Linked DNA regions of Homo sapiens: region 2 is linked to region 1. A link is a contact called in ENCODE Hi-C data. All regions are on one chromosome and are shown on one strand. Each heading gives the region's core, a stretch centred on a gene start or an enhancer-like site at or near the end of the contact. The rest is flanking DNA. Distances are from core to core; before and after follow the strand shown.

Region 1 (6,123 bases), core at 658-3,157:
CACATTAAGAGTGTTTATTCTTCGTTTCAGTTTGGGGAGTTGAACTGATAAGCACCAGGATTTTCTTACAGATTTAGGGACCCGAAGTAACTTGTTTATAGTTTAAGTTGACTTATCAGTCTTTATAGGATGATGAGGTATAAACCGTATTCCAATCTGAGTGTGAGGTGAATTCGTTTAGTGTACTAGTCTTGTTACATTTAACACTGGAAACAAGCTAGGAGTTGATCATTATCTGAGAAAACAATATATAAGCTTTGACATTGTGTGACAGTAGTTTTTAATGGTTATCTTTCTACAGTATTTTTTAATAGGCTATTTGAGGTAACCTTTTCTTCAGTTTTTAGAAATTTGGTTTATGTGGGTCATGCCAGAGAATGACAGTCTCACTTTTATTTATCATACTATTGATATTTAGGTCTGAGGTAAGTTGGGTTTCCTGTTACATGTGCCAGCATGGTTGAAATACAAATGTAAAACCTTGGGGTATGATAGGAAAATCAAGTGTGACCATATTTAGGAATATTTGAACCTATTCATTGTCGATCAATGGATGGAGTCCATCAAAATACCTACTTGCCTGAGTTCTGTCATCCTCTTGTTTCCTAAATATATTTATCTCCTGGTCTGAAAATATTAAAAATTACAGTGATGGTAGAGAGGAAAGAAGAGAGGCATGCCTCTTTTCAGATCATTTGAGATTAAGCGAAAACTTGGACATTATAAAAATTTATTTACTATGTAGCTTTATTTGACAAAAGCATCTTTCACATTATCAATCATGAATTATAAATTTGATTCTTCATGCTTACGAGCAGATATAGTACTACTGTAAAATCTAGTAGGAACAATATAGTAACCATGGAGTGAAAGACTCAATTTTTAGGTCCTTTAGGTAGCTCTTTAAGTACTTAGGTTTTTAAGTGCAAAATCATTTTTATTAACTATGTTACTGTATTAGAATGATATATAGTGAGATAAAGACAAATTTGAAGATTGAGGGATGTCAGTACGCTTTGACGTATAAGTTGACTCCTATGAAAGTGATTAGTTTGGCTTTCCCTCTGTAGCTTTCTCACCTCCACATCTCAAGGATAAATAAAGTACAACCAGGCGTTTTCCATTTTTTCCCCCAGTTCTCAGTGGAGTATATAGCACACAGTTGGTGTTTAGCAAGTGTGGAAAAAAGGATTACTTAATAACTTTATAATGAGTGTTATATTTTTCTGGTAAGAATACCAGCTATAAAAATAGAACCTTGTCATTTAGAAATCAGTATACAAAGTGCACTTGGTTCGGCCTGGCATTAGTGATGAAGACTTGCTTACTCAAATCGACTACTTTCGGTAGGAACCACTGTGGACCAGATCCTTGCGTCAGTCCACATTCATTTTAGTTGCAGTGTAGACCGCAGCACATATCTTGTGTTTCAACATCACTCTAATTTAAGCAGCCCCTAAAGCTGGAGCTATTCTCACCAAGCATCTGGAGGTATTTGTTAATTCTGACCTTTTCATAAATGAGTGATTTGTGTCTTGCTTTTGCTTAGAACTTTACTTCTGAAAATAAGAGCTATTTAATTCAACATTTCCCAAACTTCCTTGACCATAGAATTTTTTTTTCTTTCCTAGTATCACAGCTTCCTATTGAACTCTAGCATGGGAAATACTACATTAAATCATTAGCTCATAATGACCTAGAGTTTATAGCATAAATCTTACTTTTCCCTTTCTGACAACTCTTTAGCTATTTGAAAGAAGCTCTCAAGCGTCTGACTCATCTCCAAACAAAATAGCTCTAGTCTGTTCATTCCTTCCTCCAAATATCTCCCATTTTGTCAGTGTCATTCTTGAAATTCATCTGCCAAGTATATACTGTGTACTGAGTAATACATGCCAAGTCATGTGCTGTCCTCAGGGGATGGAGTAGTTTAGGTTTTCATAATGCCAATATTGGATGCATAGTCTGGCTGCTCCGTAGTGCCATAATCTGACAGATCACATCCAGGGTGAGATTTAGTGAAAGGGCTGGGAATTAACCATAAGTTCTGTTTATGAAACATCCATCCAAATATAAAAACTCAGGCAAATTGTCAATGGATTGGAGAAAACCTCAATTCATAGGTATGAGTAAGTAGGAATTCAAGGGGAATATTTGCTCTCAGGGAGTTGCCATAAAACTAGCCAAGAGAGCCATGGAGCTGAAATATGGTATTCTGTTATCAGTCACCAAGATCCCCAGATAGAATGCGGCTGAGGTCAAGCAGAGAGGGACTGGCCTCACAAATGGGTGGTTTTCTGTGGTACTGGCACATACAGCAGGTATTTCTGATCTCTAGCTGTACTTGTTTGGGACTTGATGACTTTGTCTTTTTGTGTTGCCTAGTGCATATTTTCCAAGTAAGGTACGCTGTAGAAAGCTCACATCTGTAAGGTGGGTTTTGATACTCTTGTTACTCAAAACTGTTAGTTTTTAGCTTTCTTTTACAAAGACAGTCACTCATTGACCTAGAAACTGTCTGACCCCAACGATTTTGTAAAAGCCAAGAGAAATTTGTTATCTCCTGACTACCAGTCTTTTTTCTGCATATGCCATCTCAACCATGTCTTCCTGAAGAGTTTGGTCATGCTCACTACCTGTATTTCCATGGCTCCTTTTGTCATTGTTTTGAAATTCATTATAATGTAATATGAAATGTCAACTTACCCTGATGTTTCTTGTACTGTATCGATGCTGATATTCAGTGAAGTATGACAGAGCAAGTTATTGATGACATCTGAAGGTATCACCAGGTCTTGGAGCCAACTTTAAAAAGTGAGGGAGCAATTAAGTAAAAACTAAGTAATTTTTGTTTCTTATTTATTTTTTTTTTGAGACTGAGTGTCACACTGTCGCCCAGGCTGGAGTGCAGTTGCGCAATCTTGACTCACTGCAATCTCTACCTCCCTGGTTCAAGCGATTCTCCTGCCTCAGCCTCCCTAGTAGCTGGGATTACAGGCACCCCCTACATCCAGCTAATTATTTTATTTTATTTTTAGTAGAGGCAAGTTTTCACCATGTTGGCCAGGCTGGTCTCGAACTCCTGACCTTGTAATCTGCCTGCCTCAGCCTCCCAAAGTGCTGGGATTACAGGCATGAGCCACGGCACCCGGCCAAAACTAAGTAATTTGTGGACTGGATAGTGCATGCGATATTGGAGCAAAAAAATAGAAATGCCTGATGGGTTGCGATTGTCAGTAATCCAACTCAGATATACGGTGGACATCTTTAATTCTGGGCAGAACATTTAGAACATCTCAATAAAACCAGCTCTAACTGCTAATTCTATGATAGGCATATTGTCCTAGATTTTATAGAATTCCACGATTCATCTGTTTATTCAAACATTTGTTGAGCAAATAGAGTAGTGGAAGTTCTAGGAAGAACAAGACATGGTCTGTTGATCTTAAGGGACCTTCTCTTCTTACTAGAGAAGACAAAAATAACTGTACAACATAATACTTGGAAATTGCAATGAGAAAGGCGCAAATAAAGCACTATGAGGAAATAGAGCCGAGAGACCTGTTTACTTTGAGTTACCTTTGATACCTTGCTTGGCCTCTCAGCAGCATTTGACATTTGATCACACCTTGTTTCACTCTTGAAACACTTTCTTCACTGGGCACCACACCCTTCTGGTTTTCCTCCTAACTCAGCACCTTTCTCAGTTTCCTTCGATTCTTCTCTACTTTGACTCCTAATGTTGAAATATCTCAGGGCTCAGCCTTTGGTTCCGTTTCTGCAGCTACACTCAGTATATGAGCACATCCCATGGCTTTTAACACCATCCCTGTGTTAACTCCAGTATTTACCTCTCTCCTGAGCTCCAAACTTAATACCCAACCACCTACTTGTCATCCATCTCAGATAGTAATAGTTCACCTTTTTTGAGTGGGGGTAGGGGGTCAAAGTAGAACTCTTGCTTCTCCCCCAAACCTATACCTCTCCCTTTCTATTCCATCTGAATAGATGCGACCTAGTCATTCGGTCCCAAAATGTAGGAGTCCTAATTTAATTTCCCTTCTTTTCTCACCTATACCATAGCCATCAGTGAGTCCTGATGAACCTGCCTTAAAATATACTCTGAACCTATCTACTGACCACCTTCACTGCTACCATGTAAGTCTAAGCAACCAACCATCATCTCTCACCTGGACTACTACAGTAGCCTCTTATCTGGCCTCCCTGCTTCTTTTCTGCTCCCCTTCAGTCTTCTAAGTATAATGTGTTTCTTCAAACAAATGACATCGTGGCTGTTCCTTGATCAAAACATTTCAGCATCTTTCCATTCCACCCAAAATGTATCTAAGCTCCTTACCAAGTTCTGCTTCATCCGGTCTCTGCATCTGACATCTGTCACGCTGCCTTGGCTACTTCAGTGTATCTACACTTGCCCATCTTATGCCTTGAATATGTCAAGAACATTCTCCCTCCAGGGACTCTGCACCTGATGTCATCTCTACCTGGAATTTTGTTTGCCTGACTTGCCTCCTCCATCTGTGTATCTGCTTATATGTCACCCTTTCTTATAGGCCTTTCCTGACCACCTGATCTAAAATTATACCCCAAGCCCACTTCCAGACCCACCTCACTCTTATCACTTTATATTTCTTCATCACATTATATCTCCTCTTCATAGTATATCTCACTCTGAAATTATGTATTTGTTTGTGGCTTTATAGTTAACAGTTATGGAATGTTTACAGTGTCCCACACACTGTTCTAGGTGCTTTTCGAATATTAACTCATTTAATTGCAGAGCTATATGAGATCATCACTAGTATTGTCCCCACAGGGAAACTGAGATACAGGACAAGGAACTTTCTCAGCATCATGATAGAGTTGGATTGAAGCCCAGCAGAATGGGTCCAGAGACCACACTCTTACCCACTTCCTGAATTGCCTTGCCTTATTTTTGATCTCACAACAGACAATAAGTTTGAGGGCAAGGACAACTTCTCTTTATCCCCACACTTCTGGCATATCACAGGGGGTTATTAAGTATTTATTGAATGAATACGTTTTGATAACATTCGAGTAGGTTAGGAAAAGCTTCATTGAAGAAGTGGCTTTTGAGTTAGAACTTGAGGAAAGGGTAAAATTGGAGAAAGCGGGAAGAAAAGTGTGTGATGACAAGCTAGGTGGAACCACAGGAACAAAAACTCAGAGGGATGGTTGTACAATTGGGCTGCACCTAAGTCACTTGTAGGAGACAGGGCAAGATAAAACAGGAAAGGTATATTCTGACAAGATTATGAAAAGCCTTGAGTATCAGGCCAGGGAGATGAGATTTTATTTGAGGTGCAATAAGAGCCACTGAATATTTTTAGTAGTTAGATCATGTGCTCACAGCTACCTTTTAAGATGCTGACTCTGGTGGCAGTGTGCAGGGAGGTTTAGAGTTAAGTCTGTTCTAAACCTGGGAGAACAATGACAAAGCTACTGTTACTTGCTGAGCCAGTGGTTTTCCAGCCTTTTTTCAGCAGGAAAGTGTTCTTCAGTAAAACCTTGCTCAAATATCCAGTAGGTCAAAGAGGAGCTTCTCTGGTTGAAGCGGGGTGGCTGGCCCAGAAGCTGACCTGCCAGCACCCTCTTGCCTGTTATGCCAGCCTTTTGGGAACCTGTTCAGGATCTCTGTGCCCCTCAGACAACAGATTGAACAGCTCTTGCCTGGCCCTGTTGATTATAATAAAGTCTGATGACCAAAAGCAATAATGTCAAGAGTGGAAAGGGACATGGAAGAGAAAATAGAGGAAGAATCAACTGAACAATATGGGAGACCTGGAAGGAAGAAGTCAGTGGTGATAAAAAATCTTATGAAATGGGAGATTAGTTACCCACAAAAGAATTTAGTTGGGAAAAACAGATGATGTGTTTAGTTTTGAACCAGGATTAAGTACTCAGACTTGAGGTGTTAAGACAGACAGGGGTTCTCAGTGTTGCCTGCCCTTCCCGATTACTTGTGGAGCTGTTATCAAAACTACACATTCTGTACTCCACCCCCTCTCTTGCAGCTGGTTGAATCAGTTTGGGCAGGCACTAGGTCTCAAGATTTGTGTAACACTTCACTAGTGATTCTTATAT
Region 2 (6,118 bases), core at 697-3,196, 300 kb after region 1:
TTTGGATAGCATGAGCTCATTGTCTACAGCATGATTCCCATTGGCTCAACTGACTGAAGTTGAGTTTCAGCAACTGAACTCTAAACCCACGGTCACATCATCAAGTACTGATGCCTATGAGATTTAATCTGTAACTACAAGCCAGACTTTCTTAGCTGCAAAAAATAAAAAAATTATTTGTCCAGGCTTAAGGGTCCCAGGGGTGGGCAAAGGACCACTACTGACCCTGTAATTGCGAGGTGACCCTATTCCTTAGACACTAAGAAGATTGGAGACTTAATTTCTTCCTAAGGAATACATATTTGAAAAATACTGCTTTTCACACTAACCAAATATAAAATTCAGTACGAATATGTATTTGAATAAACAAAACAGGTAACTTTGCGTATCTCAGATAGGTGGGTGGATAATTCAAATTATACAATGGAGAGACTCGAGCAAAGGGGAAGTGAACTGCCCAGTGAGTTAGTGGCAAAAGCAGGGTTAGGATGGGCTTCTAACTTCTCATTCTGTGCTCATTTCAATTAAATCTCAATTCTTCCAATAAATGTCACCACTCTGTCAATATTTTGCCTCCATTTTGTTCCTCAAGACAGTATCTTTTTACTCTCTTGGTTTTGGTTGGCCCTTGAATTCTTTTGCATTAGTGATCTTGAGATTTTACTTTGCATACGACAAGGAAGAGTGTGCATGATGTGCTTGTTGTGATTATAGACAGAGAGCTAGAGATCTCACCCAGGGCAGCAGTCAGTGATGGACAAGTGAACAATTCTCCCTATCGAAAAGATGTTGTTCAAGGGCTTTGCTTGAGATTGATCTCTATAGAATGGAAGGTAACTTGTGCCAGCAGAAAACCAGTAATAGTCCACCTGAGCTGCTGCTGAAGCTTAGGAGGGAAAATTGTGGCAAGTCTGTGAAAGATGGTGAAATTGGAGCCCAGGCTGGACACAGAAAGGACATCTGATGAGTGAGGGTTGGCAGGGGGGACAAATTACCAAAAACACCCCCGCAAAATGAAAACCCTCCGGTTTCTTAATATAAGTCCTCTAACAAATACATATAAATGACTCATAATTAATACGGCAAATACTTCACAGTATTTCTTGCATCCTTAAAAGTTGTGAGTCAAATACTTTAAACCTTCCTTTCCACAAGGTTGCCCACCAGTGAATTTGCAATGAACCCTCCTTTTGAGCACAGACTCCTCTCCTACCCCTGCCGCCTTGTGTTCACCTCCATCACACCTGCCTCAGGAGCCTGCCTATGTCCTTGCTGGATTTGGCTCTTCAAGGAAAGGCTCAGCAAAGCCAAAGTGAACGTTTGCCCCTCTGACTCTGAGTGATCAGCTTGTGATGTTATATACATGCAGTTGATGAGGTTTTCTGGTGCAGAACACAAATAGAAATGCTGCGCCAAATACAGGCTCTTCATCTTTGAATTTATCCAAAAGCTTGAAATTCTCTGGCCCAAACAGATATTTACTGGAAAAGCAGCGAATTCTGGGATGTCAGGGATTGCTTTGAAGTTTCTCCTTCTAAGAGAAGAACAACCTTTTTTATATCACCATGGCCTCTACTGGGTACTTGCAGCTTTTGAAAAGAAGCCTTCAAAAGGCTTTTTGCTAATAAGCCATGAAGTTGAAAGGTTGCTTGTTTGTCCTGAAGACATTTTATCTGTGTGAACTACTTGGGGGAGGCAGAGGGAGAGGTGGTCAGAGAGGAATCAACACAGCTGGTTTCAATATTAAAGGCAAAGATGGGCATTTTGCTCTTTCTCGTGATACCTGCTTCAGGAGTCAGATCCGACACGTGAAGAGTGTCAGTAAGTGCGGGGGCGCGTGTGCTCCGGCACAGGCTGGGAAGGTGGCTGAGGGCTGTCTTCCCTTCATCACGCGCTGTGGTTATAGCATCTTCCCCAGTCCCTCGTGTCAGCACTCTTGGTTTTCACTAATTGTGAAAGTTCCTCTTTTTGCAGAAGGATCTACGTCTTCCTTGCCTCATAAAAATCATCCTGAATTTAAGCTGCAACTATAAAAAACCCCCGGCCAACAAGAAGCAGCCTTCCTGATCTAAGTTATGGGAAAGTGGACTTTTATTTTCTATTTAAAGAAATAGGAGTCTTCGTAATGCATTAGTAATTCTAGCCAAAAAGTGTTTGATATGAACTTGATTTCACAAAAGAAGGCAGTCTTCAACATACTCACCCATTTCTGCTCAGAAGCATCATCACTTTCAGTTTTTACAAAAAGTAAAAACTATTTTGGAATTGGAAATGAAGTCACTTTTAATGCAACAATCCCCACACAAAGTTTAAGAAAAAGGAACAAATAATTTTTTTTTAACTAGAAAAGGTTTATTGAACTTAGTGAGAATTTGGTATTTATAATCAAATACAGTAAATTTTAGCAGAAATGTACCATGCTTATTACAGGGCAATCTCTCCATCTTTAGTATTCCTTTATTATTTTCACTCATCTTCTGCTTTTCCACTAGACTCTTAAAAAAACACTTTAAGCTTCTTTCATTGATATATAATAGTTGTACATATTTATGGGGTACATGTGATATTTTGATAAAAGCATCCAATGTGTAATGACCAAGTTGGGGTAACTGGAACAGCCATCACCTCAAAATTGATCATCTCTTTGTGTTGGGAACATTCCAAATCTTCAAGCTATTTTGAAATATACAATAGATTATTGTTAACTATAGTTTTCCTCTTGTGCTACTGAACACTAGACCTTATTTCTTCTATCCAATTGTACTTTTGTACCTGTTGCCAACCCCTCTTCATCCCACTACCCTTCCCAGCTTCTAGTAACCACTACTGTATTCACCACGCCCATAAAATCAAATCTTTTAAGCCCCACATACGAGTGAGAACATGCAATATTTGTCTTTCTGTGACTGGCTTATACATCATGTCCTCCTGATTCCATCCATATTGCTACACATGACAGGATTTTCTTACTTTTTTGGAAGAATAATATTCCACTGTGTGTGTGTGTGTGTGTGTGTGTGTGTGTGTATCATATTTTCTTTACCAGTCATCCTTTGATGGACACTTAGGTTGATTTCATATCCTGGCTATTGTGAATAGTGCTGAAATAAACATGGAAGTGCAGTATCTCTTTGATATAGTGATTTACTTTCTTCTGGATCTCTGTGAAGCAGTCAGATTGCTGGATCATGTGGTAGTTCTGTTTTAGAGTTTTGAAGACCCTCCATACCGTTTTCCACAGTGGCTGTACTCATTTACCTTCCCATCAACAGTGTATGCGCATTCCCCTTTCTCCGAATCCTCTCCAGCATTTGCTATTTTCTGACTTTTTGATAATAGCCATCTTAACTGGGGTGAGATGATATCTCATTGTGGTTTTTCCACCAGACTCTTTTCTAATTGAAAAACATGTCTAGTGTGCCTCTGTGCTGTGATGGTGCCGCCCGTCACCACCCCTTGCTCAGAGCCTCTTTGCCTTCCTTTCCATTCCCTGTGTTCTCCCTGGGAGATCTCATTTGTTCTCTTTATTTTAGTAACCTGACGACTCCTAGATATATTTATTCAGCATTGACTTCTCTTCTGCACTTTAACTTAAGCGTACAACAGGAAGCTTGAACTCAAAACATTCCAATCTCAAATCATCCGGCATACCTTTCCCCAAAACTGCTCCCTACCGCCCCCCTTCCCACTGTCCTGTATTCCTTTTCCAGCACCCAATAGCCTAGGTGTCATTCTAGATGTGGTTCTTCCTCTTTCCTTAAATCCTGTCACAATTTAGCCTCATAAACTTGGCCCCTAGACTTGGATCCAGCTTCTCTTTTCTTCTCCGTTCCCATGGTCACTGCCATAGTACAAGCCCCGGTTGCCTTAATCCTGAACTTGGGCGATAATGTTCTACCTGGTCTCCCTGCTTTCAGTCTGATCTTCCTCAAATATGTTCTTTCCTCCTGAACCATAGTGATATTCCTAAGACACATTTCAGATGGGCTCTATTGCCCCCAGTGTTTCCTTCTCTGTCTGTTATACCAGACTATAAACACCCTGAAGTCATGGGCTTTGTCCAACCTGTGTTTCTATCCTAAGCCCTCATCACAGAACCTGTTAAACAGTAGCTAAGTAGTCAGGGTATTTATTGAGTGGATAAACCAATGAATGCTGTGGCTTCCAAAGTGTCAACAATGAGCTTAATGATCTCCCTAACCCAAATGTGTTAAGTATAGGGAAGCCCCTTCTTTGTATCTCACACTTACCTTGTATCTTACTACCCTTTAATCACTGTGCCTTGCCCTTGGGCCTTCCCTTGGTGTTCACCTTAATCTATATAAAGCCTAAGCTGGGATGGACTGTCATGGGTGGGCATGAGGAACTAAATGGGTTTGCCTTTTCTCAGGACCACCTTGCCCACCTCTTGTCTTTTGAGCCATTCGAGTATCCCCAAGTATCTTGGAGCTTTTCCATAAAGGGCCACTAAAGCAGGAGAGTCACTGAATCTGGATTCCTAGATCACCTCCCTGTGCCAGAGAGACTGTGTTTTGCAGAGGAACTCATAAAGCATAATTTCCTCCAATTTGTAGCATTGGCACCCACTTTGAAGAAATGACATATAAAAATTCAAATTAATGTGATATAGAAATTAGAGTTGATGGTTCATGTCACAATAGGATAGTTTTCAAGGATTCATTGTCTGCTTTTTTTTATGTATTAAACTTGCCTAGGTATTGACACTGCAATGCCTGTGTAAAGACTCGGTTGCCTGTAACTATTTAGCAGACCATCCACAAAGAGCTACCGTTGTAACGTGGAGTTGTTTGCACTAAGATGGTGCTATAGTCTGAATATGTGTGTCTCCCCATAAATTCTTATGTTGAACTCTTAATCCCAAGGTGATGGTATTAGGAGTTAGGGCCTTTGGGAGGTGATTAGGACATAGGAGTGCAGGCCTCATGAATGGGATTAGTGCCCTTATGAAAGAAACCCAAGAGAGAGACTCACCCCTTCTACCACGTGAGGATACAATGAAAAGGCAACATCTATGAGGCAGAAAGTGGGCTCTCACCAGACACTGAATCTGCTGGCGTCTTGATCTTTTACCCCCCAGTCTCCAGAACTGTAAGAAATACATTTCTATGGTTTCTAAGCCACCCAGTCTATGGTATTTTGTTACAGCAGCCTGAATGGAGTAGACCAGAAGTTTTCATCTTATACAAGTTGTTTTATTGGTTCAAATAGAGAACCTATTTCTTTGGGAGTTTATTTATTAGTTCTAACATTTATTTGTGATATAGGATCAGGAGCTTCAAAGACTTTTTTGCCTATGATGATGACTCACATGAAAAGGCTCACTATCAGAAAGGCATATGAATGGTTTTGCTGAATTTCATCACTTTTTCTCTACAGATTAGCTTACAACCAGTGGCGAGGTACCCAGACAACTCACCTTGCACGTTCAGGTCACTGGTTCCCCGCTGGCCTGGATAAAAGAATTTGGCTGGGTTAGTAACATCTCGGTCTGTGACTCAGGAAGAGCTGACACCAAGTGAAGGCAGGTGACCCACACAACAACCAGATTTAAGCCTCAAGGCCCACTGCCACCAAGCGTTAACCAAGGGAACCAATTGACTGCCGACTCTGGATAGGTAGGGTAAAAACTGGAAGAAAACGAGGCTAGGTTAATCAGTTTCCTCTGAGAACATGAACCCTGTCCTTTCTGAAAGATTTTTAAGAACTACAATTGAGATTGTGGACAGTCTGCAGTGGAAGTTACATTTGACCACCTCTAGACTTGAGGCTGTTATTTATATGAAAGTCTATTTTAATCAAAGGAAATCCTGTTTCACCAGCAGCACTGGCAGCCCTGAGACGCACGGTCTCAGGAGTGTTGTGAGGATACAGGCTGTCTTTAATCTCAGAATAAAAATATTTGATGTTTACAAGGTGTATTAGTGTAATTGGAATGTGTCTGCCTGTCTGCCGGCCTTCCTTCCATGGTGGGACCACGTAATTAAAGAGCATTGCGTTCATGTGGCTGCCTGTTTATCCTTTCATAGCCTCTCGGTAAGTAGTCACGGTCAAGACCGTTACCCTGGGCTCTTAGAGAGCTCATCCAGGCAGAGACAGC

The links. A loop is a pair of places that touch in the nucleus more often than their neighbours do. Pooled maps may share reads with other maps.
Region 2: a loop to region 1 is called in a pooled map, with 2.0 times the contacts of the local background. The contact joins two enhancer-like sites. A Hi-C loop is called at or near these places in 3 of 37 single-sample maps with no recorded cell type and 3 of 50 pooled maps.

What each region holds. Positions count from the first base shown.
Region 1 is chr6:106,177,920-106,184,042 of GRCh38, reverse strand. No RefSeq gene overlaps it. Among named protein-coding and RNA genes, the nearest start is that of PRDM1, 95 kb to the right of the region's middle. RefSeq lists a silencer at 1,409-1,458. Within about 2 kb of position 1,907, at least 3 of the 41 ENCODE cell types and tissues checked have a DNase peak (open chromatin) inside an H3K27ac peak, as active enhancers do.
Region 2 is chr6:105,876,144-105,882,261 of GRCh38, reverse strand. The region is part of intron 2 of LOC105377923 (a long non-coding RNA gene); the gene reads left to right. Among named protein-coding and RNA genes, the nearest start is that of PRDM1, 210 kb to the left of the region's middle. Within about 2 kb of position 1,946, at least 6 of the 41 ENCODE cell types and tissues checked have a DNase peak (open chromatin) inside an H3K27ac peak, as active enhancers do.